Regions from separate parts of the Homo sapiens genome. Here region 2 is linked to region 1. A link is a loop called in an ENCODE intact Hi-C map of the cell type or tissue named here. Cell type or tissue: endothelial cell of umbilical vein. All regions are shown on one strand. Links, peaks and the distances in the headings refer to the core of each region. The heading gives the core; the rest is flanking DNA.

What was found. Peaks named below come from ENCODE experiments on the same cell type or tissue, not always from the same donor. Only the 100,000 strongest peaks of a DNase experiment are listed, where the experiment ranks them.
Region 2: it touches region 1 in a loop (2.8-fold over the local background); 2 of 110 quality-filtered maps call a loop at or near these places.

What each region holds. Positions count from the first base shown.
Region 1 is chrX:115,455,108-115,467,167 of GRCh38, reverse strand. It overlaps LOC124905206 (a long non-coding RNA gene), which reads left to right and starts at 1,518. Exons shown (of 2, transcript XR_007068305.1): 1 at 1,518-1,778; 2 at 11,981-12,060. It also overlaps the pseudogene LOC105373314. In endothelial cell of umbilical vein, for the core only: no CTCF peak of the experiment used is centred there; a DNase peak (open chromatin) is centred at 6,517.
Region 2 is chrX:115,526,095-115,538,154 of GRCh38, reverse strand. All of the region lies in intron 2 of PLS3-AS1 (PLS3 antisense RNA 1), which reads left to right. Among named protein-coding and RNA genes, the nearest start is that of PLS3, 29 kb to the left of the region's middle. In endothelial cell of umbilical vein, for the core only: no CTCF peak of the experiment used is centred there; a DNase peak (open chromatin) is centred at 5,974; H3K27ac peaks cover 1,724 bases.

The DNA.
Region 1 (12,060 bases), core at 2,317-10,316:
AGTCTCAGGTACTTGAGAGGCTGAGGTGGGAAGATCGCTTGAGCTTGGGAGGTTGAGGCTGCAAGAACTGTGATTGTGCCACTGCACTCCAGTCTGGGTGACAGAGTGAAACACTGTCTCATTTTTTAAAAATGCAAAATGGAAAAACTAGAAAAAATAAATTATTGTGTATAAGACATTGTTAGGCAGTCAGGGGGAGGTAAAGAGGAATAAGATGATATGTTCCTAACCATGTGCATATTTTATCATGTATTCCAATTATTATATTTGTTGGTCCATGTTTTTTCACCCCTTCAGGCAGGGAACATGCCTTATTTGACTTTGTGTATAAGTTTTAAAACTATTTAAAAAAAAAACCTGTTTTTTTGTTTTTGTTTTTGTTTTTGTTTTGAGACAGGGTCTCACTCTGTTGCCCAGGCTGGAGTGCAGTGGTGCATCCACGGCTCACTGCAGCCTAGATCTTCAGGGCTCAAGCCATCCTCCCACCTCAGCCTCTTGAGTCGCTGGGACTACAGGTACATGCCCCCATGTCCAGCTAATTACAAATTTTCTTTTTTTTAATGACAGGGTCTTACCATCTTGCTTGGACTTGTCTCAAACTCCTGGCCTCAAGGGATCCTCCTGCCTTGGTCTCCCAAAGTTCGTTAGAGTCGTGAGCCACTGTGCCTGGCCAAAACTATTTGTTGAACTATGTTTTTGGCTAGCCCAGGTTGCAATAAAACTAAGTCACCTTGATTTCTAATACTCGAGATAGACCCTTGTGGACCATGAACATGAGTCCATGACTCTCAGCAGCTTCATCTGGCATCAAGCATCCCTAATACCATATTTCTGCTATATGTTTTAACAATGAGGTCTCCTGATTAGATCTTTAGTTTAGCTTACTTATTTTTTTCTTTTCCCCTTTGTTATAAGATTATACTTAAATGAATGAATGAATAGGCTCACAGTTAAATAAAAGAGATGTGTTAGATACACGGGAAAAAAAACTATAGCACAAATTAGGGAACAGCAGCAGCAAAAGTATTAAGGTAGAAAAATACAGGATATCATCAGTAAAAGGGCATAGCCCAGTTTGAGCAGAGTGGAATATGAGATGCTGGGGGATTAACATAACATAATGCAGGAAACATTTGTTCACTTGGGTACACAGTGGAGCTTAATAATGGTGTCACTGTCAATACTTGGCTGAGCTGTTGAGTTTCATTGGTATAGATAAAATCTTTGCTCTGTGGCCCCAGATAGCTTCCAGAACCTGCTAACTTTCTCTACAAGGTGCTTCAGAGCAAGTGCAAAAATGAGTTCCGTCTGTCACACCTACTCTATAAACAATATAAAGGTGTCTTAACTCACTGAGTGGCAAAAGCCTCTTCAGGTGCAAGGGTGTACAATTATATAGTACTATGTGAGGCTAAAATGCTGATGCTCAAGTCTGTTTAAATAAACCAACAATCTCTGTGGGTCTAATTTTCCAAAGTGGTGATTAGGGTTTTTTTGTTTGTTTGTTTTTTTGACAGGGTCTCACTCTGTCACCCAAGTTGGAATGCAGCAGCATGATCACAGCTCATTGCAGCCTTGACTTCCCAGTCTCAAGCAATCCTCCCATCTCAGCCTCTTGAGTAGCTGGGACCACAGGCACACACCACCATTTAGCCAGGCGTGGTGGTGTGTGCCTGTGGTCCCAGCTACAGTGTCTCTCTATATTGTCCAGCCTTGTCTCGAACTCCTGGGCTCAAGTAATCTTCTGTCTCAACATCCCAAAGTAATTTCCCAAAAAAGTGAGTATGTCTTTATTTCTAAGGTTGTTCTGAACAAAAGATATTTCATCTCTCTCCGGCCTTGCCAAAATAAGAGGGTTTGGATATTCTTAGACCAACAATAAGCATTATACCAACCCTATGTCTTGCTACTAAAGAGGGACCATGTTTAAATGGCATCATGTAGGATGAAGTTGAAATGTGAGTTAAAATGTGGAATGGCCAAGGTCATTCAGGCAAGTAACTTTTCCAGAAATCATTTTAAAAATTGATTTTTATATGTTTAACTGTTTGAGATATTTTATGTCTAGTACAGTCTGGGAGCGAAATTTCTACAAAAGCTGATTTCACTCCAGCATCTATTTCAAATCATTTATTTATTCAACAATTATTGGTTGAGTACTCACTACATGTCAGACCCTATTCTAAACCTCAGGGATAAGAAGTGAACAAAACCAAGTCCCTGCCCTCATGGAGCTTGCAATCTTGTGAGGGATACATAATAAATTTTTTGTTTGTTTGTTTTTGAGACAGAGTCTCGCTCTGTCGCCCAGGCTGGAGTGCAGTGGCGCGATCTCGGTTCGCTGCAAGCTCAGCCTCCTGGGTTCACGCCATTCTCCTGCCTCAGCCTCCCGAGTAGCTGGGACTACCGGCGCCCGCCACCACGCCCGGCTAATTTTTTTATATTTTTAGTAGAGATGGGGTTTCACCATGTTAGCCAGGATGGTCTCGATCTCTTGACCTCATGATCCGCCCACCTCGGCCTCCCAAAGTGCTGGGATTACAGGCGTGAGCCACCGTGCCCGGCCGGGTTACATAATAAATTAATCAATACATATATACTGTATCATCACATGCTGATCATTACTCATTGGAAAATTAAAGCAGGATAAAGAGATAGAGAGTGAATGGGAGGGGTTATTTTATACAAGGTAGTCAGGTACAGCCACTCTTAGGTGGTGATGTTTGAGTAGATACATTAATGTAGTGAGGGAATAAACCATATACAGTTTCCGGGGAAGATCTTTCCAGGACAAGGCGGCAGCGTATCTGAAGGTTCTGAGGTATGAATGAGTTTACCATATTCTAGAAACGGCAAGGAGAAGAGTAAGGCTAGAACAGGGTATACAAAGCAGTGGAACATGAGGTCAGAGAGGTGGAGGTGGATTGAATAAAAAACATGTAGGGCCATACTGGCTCACGATTAGGATTTTAGACTTAATTAGAAAAGTGATTAGACAAGAGAGTAATGTGGTCTGGTTTACAATTTAAAAGTCCTCTGCTTGCCCTTGCCACTGTGTATAGGTTAAAATTGGCCAATTCCTGATGACTATTTGACAGAGCCCCCTAAAAAGACCTCTTTCTTTTTACTTTGGGCAAAAAGAAATTTACCATAATTGCAGACCCTGGGGGAGCTCAGTAGTACTCCAGTTCTCTGCCTTTAGTGTTTCAGTTTTCATTTTCCCCTTTCCGGTGGACATGGTCCAAGGCCCCTCATCGGTGTCTGGCTGAAAGTAATCTACTCAGCTTTACAGACACATGCACATTCTGTAACTATTCAGCCATTTCTCCCTGTCCCTAAGCCTGTGGGTGGAATAGATATGTCACTACATTTCTGTTAACCTGGTAGTATTTCATTACTTGGGTTCTCTGAAATAATTATTGGCCCGATAGTGGGGCTCCTGTTGTCATGAGACTTGCTTTAGTGCCTTGCTCTGGCACTCCTGTTTCAAAGCATATTTGCAAATAGCTCCAGGAACTCCAGTAAAAGTCTCCTTTCCTTTTCCTCCAAAAGGATCAGTATATACCTCTAAACAACTTAGAACTTACAGTCCTCAAGTCACCACATTATTCTAGGAATAGCTTTCATTCTGTTTTTTTTTTTTTTTCTCTCCCAGGCAAAAACTGAGAAGTAAAGTTCTTTAGCAACCAAATGGCAGAACCAGATTTAGAATCCAGTAAAAACTATCTGTGAACTGTAGGAAACTATGTCATTATATGTTGTTTTGTTGCTAAAGATATACTAATTTGCCATTTAAAATTTCACCTTCTGCCAGGCGCGGTGGCTCACGCCTGTGATCCCAGCACTTTGGGAGGCTGAGGCGGGCGGATCATCTGAGGTCGGGAGTTCGAGACCAGCCTGACCAACATGGAGAAACCCCGTCTCTACTAAAAATACAAAAATTAGCCAGGCGTGGTGGTGCATTCCTGTAATACTAGCTACTTGGGAGGCTGAGGCAGGAGACTCACTTGAACCTGGGAGGTGGAGGTTGCAGTGAGCCGAGATTGCGCCATTGCTGGGCAACAAGAGCAAAACTCAGTCTCAAAAAAAAAAAAAAAAATCACCTTCCTCAGTACCCAGACTATAAACTTTACTGGCCTTTATTTAGATTCAGTTTTCAAAAAGAAGCTCCCCCCACCCCCATCAGTTTTATTTTAAAATATATTTTAAAACCTGCAACTTATTGGGAAAAATATGGAGATTGCTTTATTTTTGTTGTATGCATAATAAAACTAAATAACCAAGACTAACATTAGTTTGAACTTTACCTTGGAACATGTCCACGAAGAACAAAGGAAGGCAGACTAATCTTCTTTTTGACTTTCTCCACTCCAGCTTCTTATATCAAAGACCCTTGGACACAAGTAAGTTATAGCTTTTGAATTACTTATGGTAGCTTGGATCCATCCTGAAGGCTTTGCATACTTAGAATGGAGATTTTGCCCTGATTCCAGTCTTCTATCTGTTTTTCAAGTTATTTCAGCCATTATTTTACTTCATTCAGACTCCTTATCTTTCAAACCACATTATTTGGGAGGATGAGTTATGGGCTGAATCAGACTGATTGTCAATTTTGATTTGGGAGGAAGGTTTCTGAAACGCAACAGTGCTGTGGCTCATTGCTCAGTATTCCAAGAGATATCATTGCTATGATTCTCAAAGTTTTCAAATCTTTAGAAAGAATGTTGGACAGTTAATATGTTTCAGGCATATTACTTCAGAGCAAATCTCCTAAGAGATTGGTAGACCTCCTCCAAAGCTGACTTTGGCTATACTTGGGTTTGTTTAACTAAGATAATGAAATAAAGGCAGCTAACTGCAGATTAGCTTCCACATGCTTTTTTTTTTTTTAATGCAAAGTTTACAGTGACTCCAAATCAAAATTTGGCAAATTTTCTAATGCAGGGTGCCACACTGCTGACTTCTATTATTCTGGAAAAGGAATAAGCATGGGCAAGGTGCACAAAGAGGACTCTCACTCTGCTGAAGGAGGCAACCTACAGATAGTGTTAACATGGTTATGTTTTAAAATGAAAATATTTCATAGATAGGTTAAATATATTGTCTTTGATTTTAGGTAGCAAGTGGATTTTTAGGGGTTAGAGCAGGCGTTGGCACATTTTTTTTTTTAAAGGTCCAAACATTAAATATTTTAGTCTTTGTGGATTACACAGTCTGTCACAGCTTCTCAACTCTGCTGTTGTGGTGCAAAAGCATGCATAACACTACATAGCTGAATGGGCATGACTGTATTCAAATAAAACTTTATTTACAAAAGCACAGCAGGCTGAGTTTGGCTCATGCACCATAGTTTACTGACTTCTTGATTATAATACTTAGAGTAGAGGTTTCTTAACCGAATAATTTCAACACAGCCAAAGGACATAATGAAATTATTACTATTATTTTTGAGACAGGGTCTCACTCTGTCACCCAGGCTGGAGTGCAATGGTGCCATCTGGACTTACTGTAACCTTGAGCTCCTGGACTCAAGCTGGAACTACCAGCTACTCTGGAGGCTGAGGTGCCTCTGGAGTGTGAGGTATACCACCACACCCAGCTAATTTTTCTTTTGTAGAGATGGGGTCTCACTATGTTATCCAGGCTGGTCTGGAACTCCTGGCCTCAAGTGATCCTCCTGTCTCGGCCTCCCAAAGTGCTGGGCTTATAGGTGTGCCCAGCCCATCATGAAATTATTGGACAACTGAGAGAATGACTTGAGATGGGGTAGCTACTTTATAATCTTGCCATCAACCCTAGAGTCTTCACTTTACTGAAAGTCACCTCATCTGCTGCCTTTGGACTTGAGCTAATATTTTACTCCGGCTAAAAGAGGAGACACTGCTGATATTCATTTTTCATTGATCTTCTTCTCATAATTCCCTTAGAAATAGCAAGATCTGGCATTAGAATTCTAGAACATTAGAATTTCTAGAAGTCTTGCTTATAGCAAATTTCATAAGGCAGCTAGTGACTTTAAAAAGGATCTTTATAGGAGCCATTTGAAGTACAATAAGTAGGAGTTATTTCAATGTATCTCACTCCAGTTTCTAATTTTGCATATGGCCAAGTAACACTTTACGTCATTTTGCTGCTTAATTCCTTTTAGAACTTGTCTAAATAGTTTTGGGCATTTACTAAGACATGCACTTGTTTTTTTACCATATATCAGAGTAACCATGTATAACTATTATGCTTTTCCTTAAGGCTTACAGAGAGAATATCTTTCAATAAGCACTTTCACATATGTTTTCTCATTTAATATAATTTAATTATTTTTACAGATGAATCATAGAGAAGATAAAGTTACTTGCCCAAGGTCACCCAACTAGTTGAGTGCAGTCAGGCTTCAAAAACAGGTCTGTCTGACTGCAGAGACTTTGCTTTTTCCACTACATCACAATGCCTACAGGAAGCTACTTGCAGTTCTTGGCAAGCATTGTCCTTTTTTTTTTTCTTTTTACCTTAGTTGTTTTCAAGTAAATCGTAGAAGAAAGTGAATAGCATAGTATTTGATTCTTTTCCTATATTTCGGAAAGATGTGTTTTCAAAAGGGGATATGGTGAATGCTTTTGTTTAAAAAAACCATAGTTCTATAACTAGAATATTTCCAAATAAGGGTGGCTTCCAAAAATGATTTGCTTTCTTGGCAGTCTCCACACATTCTTTGTGAATGCAACTACATTTCCCATCTTCCTTGTTCAGCAAAGAGTCAGATGCTAATAAAATTTTTTGAAAGGTGTGGCTTGGTAATATTCTTTTCAAATTTGAAATAATCAGACTTCCTGGCATCATAATTTTAAACTGTGGTAGAGCTGGCTGATAAGTTAAACATCTGGAAATTGACTTTTGTTGGGGTGTAGTTCTGTGTAACCCTAAATGTGGATATGAATTAGGGTAGAAGCTAATGCCAAAATCTTAAGATAAAGCTATTCAAGTGTGTGCTTTTTATAAGTGTGAGATAAATTTCCTGTTATCAGAATGGCTTTTTTTTTCTTGGCCAGAGCAGAAAACATCATAGTGAATCATTGCATGATAAAAACTGGGGTTAGAAGAGCTCATCGAGCTCATCCTTAACATTGTTGCAGCATGTATGATTCTGAGGCTTCAATCATTGTTATGCAAAAATATAACTATTTCTCTAACATCTATATTTCAGAGTTTGAGCCCCAATGGTGGGCTCCTTAACATAGCAATGTCATGCATTTGAGTTCTTGTGTGATACCAAGGTGCTGGGGGATATGGGGTGAATCACAGTAATGAAGAGACAGGCATATAGTTGTTAATCAGAGGTGTAAATAGATAACTGCTGAGATGTCCAGTCTCCTGGTCCTTGGGTCCCTTCAAGTCAGAGGTCCTTGGCTGCTTTCCTAGTGCTCTTGGGGCTGAGGAATCTTTGCCAACTCTTCATACAGACTTGCCTGTCAAGAAGCACCTAACAGCCGTTGCTTTCTAGGATCTTGATGCTTCCCTGCTAGAACAGCCGATAAATGAAAGTTACTTGATTCTCTGCACTCCTCTCGCCCAGCTTGGAATAATCCATTTCTAGTTTGAGGAAAAGCCTTCTCCCTTTCTATATTTTAAACGTCCTCAGTGCTTGTGGAATTTCTTCCTTTGTGGGATTAGACCTCTTGAATCCCTGAACTTGCAAGACACTTACGGTTTTTGCTGTGTCACCTTTTATCTCTTTTCCCCAAGACAGTGAGAACAGAGCCAGCTACCTACTCAGATGGAAGGAAAGAAAAGGGCAGAATATATGAAGAAAAAAATAGTTAAAACCTTAAAATATTAGCTTATCACCTTATTCAGCAGAACCAGCTAACTGCTCATCTGTGGAGTTTTCTCAGTGCTTGATGAACTTTGATTTAGAGTACAGAAATCATAGTGCTATGGTGACTATCACAAAAATCAGTATAAGCCTATAAAACCCAGTCCTTAAAAACTCTAGAATGAGAAGTGGGTCCACGGTGCTGAAGAAAGGGCTGCTCTTGTGAAAGTTTCGACTTTTCTATCTTTTTAAAAGAATACTAATTTTGCCAGGCATGGTGGCTCATGCCTGTAATCCCAGCAATTTAGGATGCCGAGGCAGGTGGATCACCTGAGGTCAGGAGTTCGAGACCAGCCTGGCCAACATGGCAAAACCCTGTCTCTACTAAAAATACAAAAAATTAGCCGGGTGTGGTGGCAGGTACTTGAACCCGGGAGGCGGAGGTTGCAGCAAGCCGCAATTGCGCACTCCAGCCTGGGCAACAAGAGCAAAAAAACTCCATCTAAAAAAAAAAAAACTAATTTTATCATTATTTTGTAGAGACAAGGTCTTGCTGTGTTGCCCAGGCTGAACTTAACCTCCTATTTCCTTCCTTCCTTCCTTCCTTCCTTCCTTCCTTCCTTCCTTCCTTCCTTCCTTCCTTTTTCTTTCTTTCTTTCTTTCTTTCTTTCTTTCTTTCTTTCTTTCTTTCTTTCTTGCTTGCTTGCTTGCTTGCTTGCCTGATGGTCTGGCTCTGTTGCCCAGGCTTGAGTGCAGTGGCGTGATCTCGGCTCACTGAAACCTTCACCTCCTGGGTTCAAGTGATTCTCCTGCCTCAGCCTCCTGAGTAGCTGGGATTTCAGGCATCCGCCACCATACTGACTAATTTTTGTATTTTTCATAGAGATGGGGTTTTGCCATGTTGGTCAGGCTAGTCTCAAACTCCTGACCTCAGGGCATCTACCAGCCTTGGCCTCCCAAAGTGCTAGGATTATAGGCGTGAGCTACCGCACCTGGCCAACCTCCTATTTTCTAATTATCATTAATACTAACTACAGAGCAGTTGTTTGGATCACAACAGAATACATATTATGCAGCAATTAAAAGTTATCCTTTTAAGAAATATTTAATGTCATCAGGAAGTGCTCACAATGTAATGTCAAACGAACAAAGTAGGATTTTAAAAGTTTGCATCTAGAGAATATCAGAGATCATGTTTATTTTCATATACTAGAACTTTGACTATAATAGGTTTTTCAAATAGGATTTTATTTTCCTCATATTACCAAAAATATGAAGGTAGAACATCCTGAGCTTCTCCAATGTTTTCCCGTCATCATCCATGTCCCAGGCTCCTTCTATCTTTCCATTCTACCACTCTTAGCCCGTGATTTTGTCCTCATGCTTGTCATCTCATGGTTACAAGGTGGCTGTTCCACATCCAGCCTCACATGCATGCTCCCAGGAAATAATAAGGAAAGCAAGATGTTGCCTGAAATCTCCAATAAACTTTCCCTTCCATCTCATTCATCCAGAATCTTTAACTAACTGGAAACATTGGTTTTTGCTGGAACTATTGCTATACTGCAGAGAATTGAATTCCTTTAGTAAAGAAGAAGGGTAAAATGCACATTAGACTGGTGTATCTCAATGTAGTAACAAAAAGAAGCATAACACAAGCAGCCATACCTCTATTCTCTTGCCCAGATAAAAGACTAAGTGACTATATGCCAAAACATTACCAGTGTTTATATTTTAGTGGTATTGTTTTTAATCTTCTTATTTATAATTGTCTGTATTCCTCGAATTTTCTAGAGTGAATATATACTATTTTTATAATCTGAGAAACAGCAATTTTAAACAAAAATGTACACACATAAGTTTAAAAATGAAATACTTTATGTACTAATGTAGTAAGCATTCTACTTATATGATGCTAAAAAAAGCAAATTTCAAACAACTCTGATCCCATTTATTCTCTTAAAATGTAGAGAGATTTGGACAAGGCATAGATATCCTTATAAGAATTGAAAGGAATTTGTAAGACTACGCATCAATCTGTTAAGTTTTCTTGGAGGAGCAGTGTTGAGGGAAGCATACCTGATTTTTTTTTAATGATACGTTCGTTATTATTTAAATTCTTTTTATGACAAGAATATATTGCTATTTTTGTTTTCATTTTTGTTTTTTGTTTTGTTTTGTTTTTTTGAGACAAAGTCTTACTCTGTTGCCCAGGCTGAAGTGTAGTGGCGCAATCACGGCTCACTGCAGTCACAACCTCCTGGGCTCAAGCGGTCCTCCCACCTCAGGCTCCCAAGTAGCTGAGACTATGGGTGCGCGCCACCATGTCCAGCTAATTTTTCATTTTTTTTGTAGAGATGGGGGACTCTTTATGTTGCCCTGGCTGATCTCAAACTCCTGGGCTCAAGCGATCCTCCTGCCTCAGCCTCCCAAAGTGCTTGGATTACAGGTGTGAGCCACCGCTCTCAGCCGGTGGCTTCTAAAAATTTAAATCTAAATATACCAAAGTAAACAAAAATTCAGGTTAGTCCAATAAAGGGTCACGGTCTTTAAGGCTCCGGACTTCTGTTTTTGAGACAGTGATTTTTTGCTCATTTTGGGTAGAGTGGAACCTTTGCAAGATATAGTGAAGTATGAGATGTTGCCTTCCTCAACTTCAGAAATGTGCTGTTGAATAATTGCTTTCATATGGGACATAAATATCAGTGAGAAAAGGGATCACAGACCCTAGCAGAGTAGGAAAGGTCGGTAGCAGATCAAAAGATGGATTGCATTGAAAAAGACAACTCCAGCTTGAACACCAAAGACAAGTTTGTAGGAAGCAATAATCAGGTCCTTTTACTTGGTGGTCTTGGAGGTCACATGAGTATTTTTCTTGATTGCCAAAAAAGCTCCTATTGCAGTTCTGCAAGCTGTTTACAGCCTTTCACAGGCTTGCCTTCTTTCCTGAGAGATATTAACAGTGATAGATGACATTTTGGAGCACAGTGCACATGTCCCTGTTCTCTTTCTGCAACCAGAAGGCCAATGATTACCCCCTTAGAAACAACAGCAGTCTGAACGTGCATGGCATGGACTAGACTTATCACCAGTGGGAACGGGACCATTGTCCCAAAATGAACGATTTTCTACTCCTGTGATTTAAGTATGCCTGAACTGCTGAAGAATACAAGACAGCATTTTATGAATGAAAGCTACTGCTGGGATGGCTCTGGAAAAAAAACATATTTCCACTATAGACACTGAACTTTTAGAATCTCTGTTGGCTGGGCACGGTGGCTCACGCCTGTAATCCCAGCTCTTTGGGAGGCCGAGGCAGGTGGATCACGAGGTCAGGAGTTTGAGACGAGCCTGGCCAACATAGTGAAACCTTGTCTCTACTAAAAATACAAAAAATTAGCAGGGCGTGGTGGTGCACACCTGTAATCTCTGCTACTCGGGAGGCTGAGGCAGGAGAATCGCTTTAACCCGGGAGGCAGAGGTTGCAGTGAGCTAAGATCACACCATTGCACTCCAGCCCAGGCGACAGCGTGAGACACCATCTCAAAACAAAACAAAATAAAACAAAAAAAGAATTTCTGTCAAATCAGCTTTTTTTTTTTTTTTTTTTTTTTTTTTTTTTTTTTTTTGCATTTTGGTAAGGCAACAACGTAAAAACGAGCAGCCTCTACTCCCAAGACTGCACATTCTCTTTTTGGCAGCTGCATTTGCTCTTCTGATTTTTATCGTTTGTTTAAAGTATGAAGATTTGTCCTTCTCAAATTCTTTCCCACATTCTACTTCCCAATGTCTATGCCTCAAGGATTTCTCCATCTGCTTCTAACCTCCCAGAGAAATCTAAAAGAGGCTCTCCACTTTCCCTCTTATGCTAGCCAACAATGTGTGAGTGGAAGTCTATTACCCATTTCAGTTTCTGTTTTCTTCTCTGGCCACCTCGGAATCAGGCATGAAAATTAAGAAATATATTTGCAAAGTGCTGGGGGAGTCATTAAAGATATGGGCAAGGAAGTACATATTACATATGTACCTATTCTCTTGGAAATCATCTGAGGGGCCTGGGGTTCTAGTTAACACTGAAATTGTTTGCCTTTAGATTCAATCACAGGAATGAAAAATGAACAACTTAGAGCAAAACCACCAGCAACGGTGGATGCTTCTCTTTCCCTCTTGCAGGGCTGCCAGAAGACCTGCTGTTTTTCTTTGACCACTTCGGAAAAGTCGGTGGGGTTGTCGACGTGGAGCAGAGCCTCCTC
Region 2 (12,060 bases), core at 2,553-10,552, 71 kb before region 1:
TTCTGCCTCCAAAAAAAGAAAAAGTAAAAACTAAAAGGTAGAAATGAAATCCACAAGCAGACAGCCCGGCGCCACACCCTGGGCCTGGTAGTTAAAGATCGACCCCTGACCTAATTGGTTATGTTATGTATAGATTACAGACATTGTATAGAAAAGCACTGCGAAAATCCCTATCCTGTTTTGTTCCGATCTAATTACCAGTGCGTGCAGCCCCCAGTCACGTACCCCCTGCTTGCTCAATCGATCACGACCCTCTCATGTGCACCCCTTTAGAGTTGTAAGCCCTTAAAAGGGACAGGAATTGCTCACTCAGGGAGCTCTGCTCTTGAGACAGGAGTCTTGCGGATGCCCCCGGCCGAATAAACCCCTTCCTTTTTTAACTCGGTGTCTGAGGAGTTTTGTCTGCAGCTCGTCCTGCTACAAGAGATCTCTCTCTCCCCATTAAGAAAGTTGCACAGGTGAGGCCAAACATAACTGTAGAGAGCTAAGAGTCTCATGACATTTTTTTTTTTAAGAGACAGTGTAGCCCAGGCTGGAGTGCAGTGGCACGATCACAGCTCACTGCAGTCTTGACCTCCTGGGATCAAGCCATCCTCTTTCCTTGGCCTCACAAAGTGGTGGCTCGAGACACTGCTCAGCTCAGTCTCATAACATCTTATACCTAGCTTTCATAGCATTTTGTTGCCATTGCCATTGTTGATATGTCTATTTCCCCAACTAGACTATAATAACCTCCTTAAGGGCAGTGACCCTATCATATTGGTCTTTGTATCTGTGGTTTCTAAGTCCCAGGTATACAATAGAGCAAATAAATGTTTGATGAAAGATGAAGAGACTGAGTTGTCTGCCAGAGTTTTTACCAGTATGTAGGACTTGACTATACTTTGTAATTCACATATCTATCTTCCCCACTAGACCATGAAGTCTTTATCCATTTTTCTTTTGTTTTTAGGCAAGGTATCGCTCTGTCACCCAGGCTGGAGTGCACTGGCTCAATCACAGCTCACTGCAGCCTTGACCTCCTGGGCTCAAGCGATCCTCCCACCTTAGCCTCCTGAGTAACTGGGACTACAGGCGTGCACCACACACCGACTAATTTTTTTTTTTTTTTTTTTTGGTAGAGACAAGGTCTCACCATATTGACCAGGCTGGTCTCCAACTCCTGGGCTCAAGTGATCCTTATACCACTGCCTCCCAAAGTGCTGGGATTATGGGTATGAGCCACTGTGCCCTGTTAGACCATGAAATCTTTAAGGAAAGGCCCTCTTTCTATGTATCTCCAGGACCGACACAATGCCTGGCTCAAAAAATGTCTACAGAATTGATAATAGAGAAAAATCTGTCTTTCGGGCTCTTTCACCCATTCTCTTCTGTTATTTGAGTAACCCTCCTCCCCACACTTCACAAGATCCTTACAATACCTGCCTTTCCATGTGTGCTGTTAGTCTCTCCTTTCTTTTGCTAACTTCCAAAGGATAGGTTTAAATAAAATAGACTCATCTTTGCTAAAGTGTTCTTAGCTAACTCTTTGCTAGTTCTTTCATTCATTGCCTTAATCCAGCTACAATATACATTGTATATAGTGGCTACCCAGTTGTCAGCTGGCATATCTAGTCCTGGGCAGAGATTTGATCAGTTAGATATAGTGCATCAACCTATGAAATCTCTCAATTTTGAACCTATCCTTTTAATATGGAGAATGAAATTCACCAAATCTAATTTCCCCCTTTCAGTTTGGGAATGCTCAAGTCATGACCTCCCATGGACCTGGGAGAAAACCTTGGCTCTGCCTTCCTCCCAGATTCCCTGAAGCGACCCCCAGTTTGTTTTTGTTTGCCTAGCAACCAAGAAGGGGCCATTTGCCATACTGATTTTAATATGAAGACATTTGGGTTCTAGTTGGGTATTCAGCTGGAACATAGTGTACTGGAATTATCTATGTCCCGTGATCTCTCTATCAAGCATTACCAATACAAAATTAATATGGAGGCCTGACTAAGATTCTTTAGTATTTTCTCATACAAAGTTGGTCTCTGGTAGGGTGGATGAAGTAATCCAGCATGTGTCATATTCCTTTTCAGTCTTTTCATTATCAAAATTAACCCCTATCCAATCATCTAACCTTTAAGGAAGAAATTACATTACTCATATGATTGCAATTTTAAATTCATGCAGGAAAGCCTTTCCTATATATTTTTAAAAAACACTCAAATATTAATGGTGTTAGTTATGTTGATCAGTTGGTATACCAGTTTGTACAAGGAGAAATGTTTTGGGCTAAGAGTTCTAAATTAGAATATAGTTAGACTAAGGATTGTTAGTAAAATTTTCCTTTTACTTTACCCTGATACTTGGTTTAACTCCCTTCAGACATCTGTTCCTAGAGACTGTTGTCTTTTCTCCATATCCCCCTCTTCCAATTAGAGAGACAGATAAGCAGTTGTCTTGAGAATATAAGGTCACTGGCATTCCATAAATGGATTCCAGTGCCTGCTACAGAAATAAGTGGTGAGTGTTCTCTGTCACTTGCAAACTATAAATTAATTAAGTTGACAACTTTTCCTTCTTTATGTTATGTTTTCAGAGGGACTTTTGAAGTACCTTTTATTGCATTTTCTGATTATTAGAGTAACATATGGTCATTGTAGAGAATTGATAGCACAGATAATCACTAAAAGAAGAATAAAAACCTTAACACCCATAGATAACAGCTGTTAGCATTTTGATTTATTTATTTACAGCTTTTTTATATGCATGTAAAAATGTTTTAAAAGAAAATTGGGATCATATTATATATAAATGCCATATCTTGCTTTTCAAAGCATCCTTGTATCTGAAACATTTTAAGCACCATTAAGTGCTTGAAAAAACCATTTTAAATTGCTATATAACATTGTCATGTGGATATACCATGGATTGTTTCTTTAATCATTCTTTTATCATCTTTAGATTGATTCCAATTTTTCCATCTTAAAAATAATTATGGGCCGGGCACGGTGGCTCATGCCTGTAATCCCAGCAGTTTGGGAGGCTGAAGTGGGTGGATCACCTGAGGTCAGGAGTTCAAGACCAGCCTGGCCAACATGATGGAACATGGTGAAACCCTGTCTCTACTAAAAATACAAAAAATTAGTTGGGCATGATGGTAGGCGCCTGTAATCCCAGCTACTCGGGAGGCTGAGGCAGCAGAATTGCTAGAACCTGGGAGGCAGAGGTTGCAGTGAGCCAAGATCGTGCCATTGCACTCCAGCCTGGGCGACAGAGTGAGACTCAAGTCTCAAATAATAATAATAATAATAATAATTTTGTTCTTAGTCCTTTTTCTAAATTTCCGATTAGACTAGAGTCTTAGGAATTTACTGAGACTAAGTGTGTGATTTTTTTTTTTTTCAAAAAACATTCATAGTAAGAATTCTTAAATTGTTTTAAAGAAAGTTTGAGGCTTGGCTTACTGGTTCATACCTGTTATCTTAGCACTAGGGGGCTGAGGCAGGGAGGATCCACTTGAGCCCAGGAGTTTGAGACCAGGCTGGGCAAAAAAGTGAGTCCTCCAACTCTACAAAAATAAATAAATAAATAAATAAATAAATAAATAAATAAATAAAAAATAAATTAGCTGGACATGGTGGCCTGTTGTAGTCCCAGCCACTCAGGAGGCTGAGATGGGAGAATCCCTTGAGCCTCGGAGGTTGAGGCTGCAGTGAGCTGTGATTGTGCCACTGCACTCCAGCCTGGGCAACAGACCCTGTTTCAAAACAAAACAAAACAAAACAAAACAAAACTTTACACCAATTTGTCCATCTATTATACTAGCAGTGTTTGTGAGTACCTATCCATTTTACTGAAATTTCTCTCAATCCCTTAAACGTTCTTAATTTGACTGACAAAAATGGTATATATCACTGGTGTTTTAAAACGCTGAATGTTAAAAAATATGTATACCATAAAGTTCTTAAACTTTCCCATATGTATTTATCTCTGTTCTTGTTCTTTATCCATGTTCCCTTTTGACTTTCGTGAGCTTTTTTATATTTCAAATCTATCAACCCTTCTTAATGTTTGTTGCAAATATTTTCCCAGTTTGTGGCTTGTGTTTTAGGTTTTCTTGTTTAGTAATGGTTTTTGAGCTTCAACTTTTTCCATTTTTGTGTATTCTAAATCTATTGATTTTCCACATGTGATTTGTTCCATTGCTTATGTGCTTAAAAATTCCATTGTTTTCAGTAGAGTTTTTGGTTGGTTTTACTTAGCCAGACTTATAATTTTGAAGGCAATGGATTTGTTCCACACAACTGTAAATATAGCTGTAATTGTACTTTGTTCATTTTAAATATTTTATAGGCAGATTTGGATGTGCTAGCTATAAAAGTAGGAGCAGCTGTAATTCCTTTTAAACAGGGCCGTGTGTGGAAAGAGCAACTCTTAAGAAGTCTTTTGAAAAAATACTTGAAATGTTGACATTTTATTGCAGTGAACAGCATTCCACATTATTCATTTCACATTGTGTAAGAGCCCTATAACTCAAGGCAACACAACACTCAAATTGAATAATACCCCAGCATTTTCACTTTCAGAATTATTTGACTGGAGCTTTGTTTCAAACTAGCTAAAATAGCATTTCTCAAAGGGTGGTCTTTGGACTCCCTGCATCAGAATCACATGGATACTTGTTAAAATGGAGATTCTTGAGTCCCTCCTCCAGACATACTAAATCAGATCCCTCAGGGTTGAGGTCCCTGAATCCACATTTTAACAAGTATCCCAGGTGATTTGGGTGCCCTCTAAAATTTGAGAATTTCTAGGTGAAAGAGAAACACCCATGGAGGCAAAGGACAAAACACAAACATGTGAGGACTTGAGTTCAAAGATAGATCTGGGCCAGGTGCGTTGGCTCACACCTGTAATCCCAGCACTTTGGGAGGCCAAGGCAGGAAGATTGCTTGAGCCTGGGAAGTCGAGGCTTTGAGCTCTGATCTCACCACTGCACTCCAGCCTGGGCGACAGAGTGAGACCCTGTCTCAGAAAAGAAACAACAAAAAACAAAAGAAAACAAAAAACAGTGTATCAGTTAATAGGAAAAGGAATAGTCAGAATACAACAGGGCTTAAGTCTAAGAGTACTGGTCTATTAATCGGAAAAAGGAGCTCTGCTAACCTCGTGTCTGAGAACGACTCACAATCCTTCAAGTTCCTTATCCTTCAAACGAGGATAAGGAACTCATTTGTAATTGTGGTGGCTTTCACCTGTAATTGTGATGTCTCTCACCGGTAATGGCAGCCCTTTGGGAGGCTGAGGTGGGTGGATCACTTGAGCCTGGGAGTTGGAGACCAGTCTGGGCAACATAGGGAGAACCCATCTCTACCAAAAATTTTAAAAATTAGCCAGGCATGGTGGTGTGCCTGGGACCTGTGGTCCCAGCTACTCAGGAGGCTGAGGTGGGAGGATCACTTGAGCTCTGGAGGTGGAGTGATGGCCACTGCACTCCAACCTGGGCAAGAGAATGAGACCCTGTTTCGAAAAAAGAAAAGAAAAAAGAAAATACATGTACCAGGAGTTTCTTTTTGTAAGGTCTAATTCTGTGCCAAGGAATCATATAGTGTTTTTCTTAATTTGGGAAAAGAATCCTCTGTAATAAGCCATTTCTGTGGACCTCAATGCTCTGTATTGCAAATTAAGACTTTCTAGAATTCAGATTTTATTTTTAGACTGTGATCATTAACTTTTTCTTTTACGTATCTGATTAGGCTTAATGAGTTAGCTACGTTCATGACGTGTAAGGTCCCAACAACAATTTAAAAAAAGATATACATGCACCCAAGTATACATGATTGTAAGGTCCAGGTAAAAGAACAAATTTAACAGTGCTTCATCAGTTTTATTATTGTTAATAATAGAATTGGAGGAAGTGCTAGTAGTGGTCAGCATCTGGAAGGAGTGGCACCAGGAACCAGTGAGTCAGTGTTGACAAGTGTAGAGTTTAAGGCCAAGTAATACAGCCCCTGAAATGAGTTGAAGTAGCGGGAGGGAGAAGGGAGGGAGAAAGCAGGAAATCAGTTGAAGAGCTGTTAAAGTCAGAAGGAGCACAAGTTATTGACAGGATCTACATCAAAAGTGGAACAAAATGTCTCAGTCTGAGTGATGTGATGTGATGTGATATGATGTGATGTGATGTGATGTGATGTGAACTGAGTGATATGAATAGCCACCAAGTTGCTTTGCCTTTCCCCTCCCCCATTTAGAGTCTGGATTGGGTTGGCGCATGAAGTGAGGGCACACCTGTAAGAGGTGACTACATAAAACTAGTTCCTAGAATTAGGGAATTGAGGGATATGGGGGTTGAGAGGTGGTGGAGGGAGTCAAGGCATGTATTTTTCTGTTGTCACACCTTCAGGAAAGGGGAAATATGCTTTCTGAGCAATGTAATTTCCCTTCTGACCTCCATTCTCTTTAGGATTTCAGTTGCCTTTATTTATTACAAAATTACTATATTCCAGTGTCATCAAATCTCAGAGAGTAACAAAGAAACTATATAGCAGTAAATATAGAGATGCATAGTTATTTGAACCCTTCTGAGGCAAGCTCCATTCATTAAGTGGAATAGATGTGGGATTCAAGTCTGTCAGGAACCCCTTAAATTATTTCTGAGTTGGAATTCTTTCTCAATTTCCCACTATGTGTGTGATCTTGAATATGATGTATATGAGCCACATTTTTGAAATCTGGAAAATGGAGATAAACATTTTTATTTAAATAGATATTTGAAGATTAAATAAGATTAAATAAGATATAATAAATAAGTTACTATTTATTATTAACTTCAAATAAATAGTTATTTGAAGATTAAATAAGATATAATAGAAAAAGAACCTGGTACAATGACTGGTACATAGTAAGGACCAGTATCGTTTTTAAATTGATTGATCAAATTTCAATAAGTCTTATCCGATTTTCCAGTATAGTGCCTAAACTCATTACTTTAGCCTTATTCTGTGGGGTCTTCAATTCTTCCTCACTAGTTTTAGCATTTTTTGCTTGTCTCATCATCTATCTCTTCATTCTCTTTGTCTTTCATGTTTTCTCCTTCCCTCCCACCTGTATTTTTAAGGAAGAGCATTGCCTTTGATCTGGAATGTACTCTGGATTCAAAATTATGTCCTTAGCCTCTTGAATACTGAATATATTCTCCTGGTCTTCTACTCAGCGGAATCTCTAAACTAGCCTCCAACTTTTCTCACTTGGCCCCTTCCTCATTTTTCTTACTATGCACTGTTCTTCCCATGGTTGTATCCAAGGTTTTTTTCACATCACTTTTCCCCATTCCAGAGTAACATTTCTAGCCCTCCAGTGTTTGTCATCCTCTCTGGCCACATTCAAGTCATCCTCCAGATATGCAAAAATACACTGACCTAAAATCCAACTAATGATGGATAAAAGACCTGCTTTAAGACTCTGGAATACACTGCACTTAGAGTTAACACTCACTTCTTACCACTATTATTTAATTTTATTTAATATAATTAAACCTCTCTATCTACCCATAGGGGACCAAGAAGTTTAGATTTTGTCTATGGGGAAAATGCTAAAACCTTTCTCCTCCTTCTCTCTGAGTCCAAGTAGTCCTGGATAACAGAAATCTAAAGTCTTTTATTTCAAGTTAATAAAAGGAAAGAAGTTCTTTTTGGAGATATTTGCTTGGAAGCCCCACACATCTGGGTATGCCTCTGATCATTGTACACACACACACACACACACACACACACAAATATATATATATAAACAGTTCACACATTCATTCATTCAACAAATCTATCTATCTATATATATACCTACCTATCTATCTATCTATCCATTTTTGAGACACGGTCATGCTCTGTCGTTCAGGCTGGAGTGCAGTGGCATCAATCATGGCTCACTGCAGCCTCGAACTCCTGAGCTCAAACCATCCTCTCACCTCAGCCACCCAAGTAGCTGGGACTACAGGTGCAGGCTACCACGCCCAGCTACTTTTTATTTATTTATTTATTTATTTATTTATTTATTTATTTTGGAGACAGAGTCTCACTGTGTTGCCCAGGCTGGTCTCAAATTCCCGACTTGGCCTCCCCAAATGCTGGTATTACAGGCATCAGCCACTGCGCCTGGCCAAATTCAACAAATATTTATCGAAAACCTATGACACTTCCCCTACAAAAAAAGACAAAACAAAACAAAAAACAAAACAAAAACAAAAGCTATGATGTGATGTGACTGGGCATGGTGTCTCACCCCTGTAATCCTAGCACTTTGGAAGGTCGAAGCGGCAGGATGGCTTCAACCCAGGAGTTCGAGACCAGACTGAGCAAGAGAGGGAGAGTGTCTGTATTAACAACAAACAAACAAACAAAAAACTAAACTAAAAGAAACTGTGGTGTATAATATAAAATTCTGGCTGAGCAGATTAAGATGAGCAAACTACATGGTTGAATAGGGGAGATGAACCATGCACACAACTATAATACACAGCAAGAAGGAATAAACGACACATGGTGGTACAAATGAAATAGAATATGTCTTTACAGAAGAGAGAGATTTCTCCAGGCTGAAACCTTATGTAATTAATTTCCTTCAGTGACTGACCAAATAATATGTCGGTTTCATGAAGCAAGCCTCAGCTACCAGATGTTAAAATATTTCAACTCTACAGCAGCAGCTAGACAACATCCAAAAAAAATTTAAACTCAACATAAGGAAGAAATGAAATTCAATTGCTTCAACAATGAGCATAGTGTAATTGGATGAGGGCCGCCTGTTGGCATCAAAAGGTCCTGACAATTGCAGCGATCCATTTGTAAAGCCTTCTTTCTTTTCCTCAGGTTGTGGAAATAAAACAGTCCTCAAGAGTAAAGTGGAGAATTTCCAATTTTGTCCTTTAATAAATGAGTTGTTGGCATTGTATAGAATGAAAATAATGATACGTCTTTTTCCACCAAAGCATAATGACCCTTGTGGCCTTTCTCTCCACTCTGTACCCTGTACTTTAGATGGTAAGCAGCAATTTGAGTGGCAACATTGAAAAAGATGTTAACCCTCTGTTGCTCAGCAAGTACTAAGCAGATACAGAGCCTACATTGTGCTCACTGCGCCAGGACTAATAGCAAAGTGGTGTTCCTGAATTTTTCCCCTTCCTCCAAGCTCACTGAAACATAAAGTCTGGCATTAATAAATAAATACAACATTCTGATTGAGAAGGTAGTGCATCCACGGATAACTGGAAAACTTACAATCCTAGAACTTTGTCTTACATTGATGTTGACATCGTATAGGAACTTAGAATCTAATTTCTGTAAATAAATTTTGCAAAACGTTTACGAAAATCATGGAACAGTTAGGTTTCAAAAATTTTTTTTACAGTCAGGGAAGAAAGAGTTTCCCCCGCCCCCACCCCTGCACACAGCGGTGTAAAAATGCTTTGTTTTTTAAAGGACGTTAAATTATAAAACCCAGCTCTGAATTTTAAATGCCACAGACGTGAGGGTATAACACCTTATTAGGTTGCCAGATTTAGCAAATAAAATTACAGTATGCCCAGTTAAATCTGAATTTGAGATAAACAACAAATAATTTTTTTTAGTATAAGTATGCCTCATGCCATATCTAGCAACCTTAACCTTAGAAAACCATGCTTGATTATGTAATATTCCAGCTGACTGGTTAATTTTTAGGAGGCAGGTTTGCTTTTTATTCCCTGGGTTTTCATCTTTTCCCATTCCTGCATGTCTCCTCAGCATATGAGATTTTTTTGAATGAATGGAAAGATCTTCTGTGAAGAAGACCATTCAGTTCATAAATGAATTATTTTAAAGCCCTGAACCCCTCTGCAAAAAAAAAAAAAGTGAACAAAAAGCCCCTTTTTGGTCCTCTTTTTGTGCTGTTACAATTGCTCTTCACTTGTTGATCTGGGTTTAATCATTCAGATAAGTGCTTCAACTTTAAGTGCCTCAATTTTCTGCTGTTCTGAATATGAAGGCTCAGTATAAATGGGTGGGGGAGGGAGGGAGTCTATGGCACTGAGTCACATCAATTTGAAAAATAAGTATGTAGACCTCATGTGGACTTTTCCTGTAATTAAAGACTCTCACTTCCCAAAATATATAAATCAGATGCTTTACCTGTTCTGATCATTTCAATGAACATTCAATTCATGCGTCCATCAGAGGGTTCACAAATGCACGAAAAGTTCATAATTCAGGCTGGGCATCATGGCTCATGCCTGTAATCCCAGCACTTTGGGAGGCTGAGGTGGGAGGATCGCTTGAGACCAGGAATTCAAGACTGGCCTGGGCAACAGAGTGAGACCTCGTTTCAACAACAAAAAAAATACATCTTCTTCACACTTTTTTTTTCCAGACATGGTCTTGCTCTGTTGCCCAGGCTGGAGTGCAGTGGCATGATCATAGCTTACTGCAGCCTCAAATTCCTGGGCTCAAGTGATCCTCCCACCTCAGCCTCCAGCATAGCTGAGACTACAGACACATGCCACCACACCCAGGTATGCAACCAAAACTTGTAGGAAATATTACTGATTTTTAGTATTTGCTTTATTGTGTCATAAGAAAACCTTTTTACAAAACTTGAGACATCTTCCTATTAAGGTTATAATTCCATTATGGCAGACATATGTGATGTTGAAATCACTTTTAAAATCATTATATTTTAAAAATTATTGCTTTTGAAACATTTCTTGTACTTTCTTCAACTTTTTTATTAAAAATATGATTTTTACACCCTCTTCTTTTGAAGTCATTTGCAGAAGGACATGCAACAATAAGTGCCTGAACTGTCTCTAGAAATGCATAAGAACTCTATTTAGGCCGGGTGCGGTGGCTCACACCTATAATCCCAGGACTTTGTGAGGCTAAAGCAGGAGGATTGCTTGAGGCCAGGAGTTCAAGACAAGCCTAGGCAATATATTAAGACTTTGTTTCTACAAAAATGAAATAAAATAAAAGGCATGATGATGCACGCCTGTGGTGTCAGCTACTTGGGAGGCAAGGTGGGAGGCTAAGGTGGGAGGATCACTTGAGCCCAGCAGGTCAAGGTTGTGGTGAGCAGTGATTGCACCATTGCCCTTCACCTTGGGCAACAGAGGAAGACCCTGTCTCATAAAAAGAACTCTATTTAGGCTCTTTCATATATAACATCTGCCCTCTCAGGAATCTTTTTAATGGAAAAACATTGATGTCCTTCTGTTTATGATGATTATTTCATCTTTTGTTTAACCTTCAAAAACCTACAAAAGTTTTAAAAGATGTCATGTCTAGTATCTCAGGATACTAGAAATTGAAAGAAACTTTCTCAATTTGGCCAAAGTTGTCCATGAAATCTTTGTAGCCTATATCACATTAATGGTTTAAAAAAGTGAATGCTTTTCGATAGAAAAGAGGACATGAAATGTTACCAACTCATAGAAATGATAAATACTCAAGGTGATGGATACCTCACGTACCCTGACTTGATCATTACACATTTTATGCATGTAAGAAGCACTCACAATTTCCCCATAAATATGTCAAATATTATGTATCAATAAAGGGGAAAAAAGTGAAAGGGTTGCTCTTAAGATCAGGAACAAGATGAGGAGGTTTGCTCTCACCAATTCTATTCGACATCATACTAGAAGTTCTACTCAGTGTAATAAGGCAAGAAATAAAAGGCATCCAGACTGGAAGGAAAGCAGTTAAGGCTCTCCTTATTCACACATAACATGATCTTCTACAGAGAAGAATCTACAAAAAAATCTACCAGATATAATAAGTCTGTCGTCCAGTCTGGAGTGCAGTGGTGCTATCTTGGCTTACTGCAACCTCTGCCTCCTGGGTTCAAGCGACTCTCTTGTCTCAGCCTCCTGAGTAACTGGGACTACAGGCGTACCCCACCACACCCAGCTAATTTTTGTATTTTTAGTAGAGACGGAGTTTCACCATGTTGTCCAGGCTGGTCTTGAACTCCTGGCTTCAAGTGATCCACCCACCTCGGCCTCTGAAAGTGCTGGGATTCCAGGCATGAGCCACCACGCCCAGC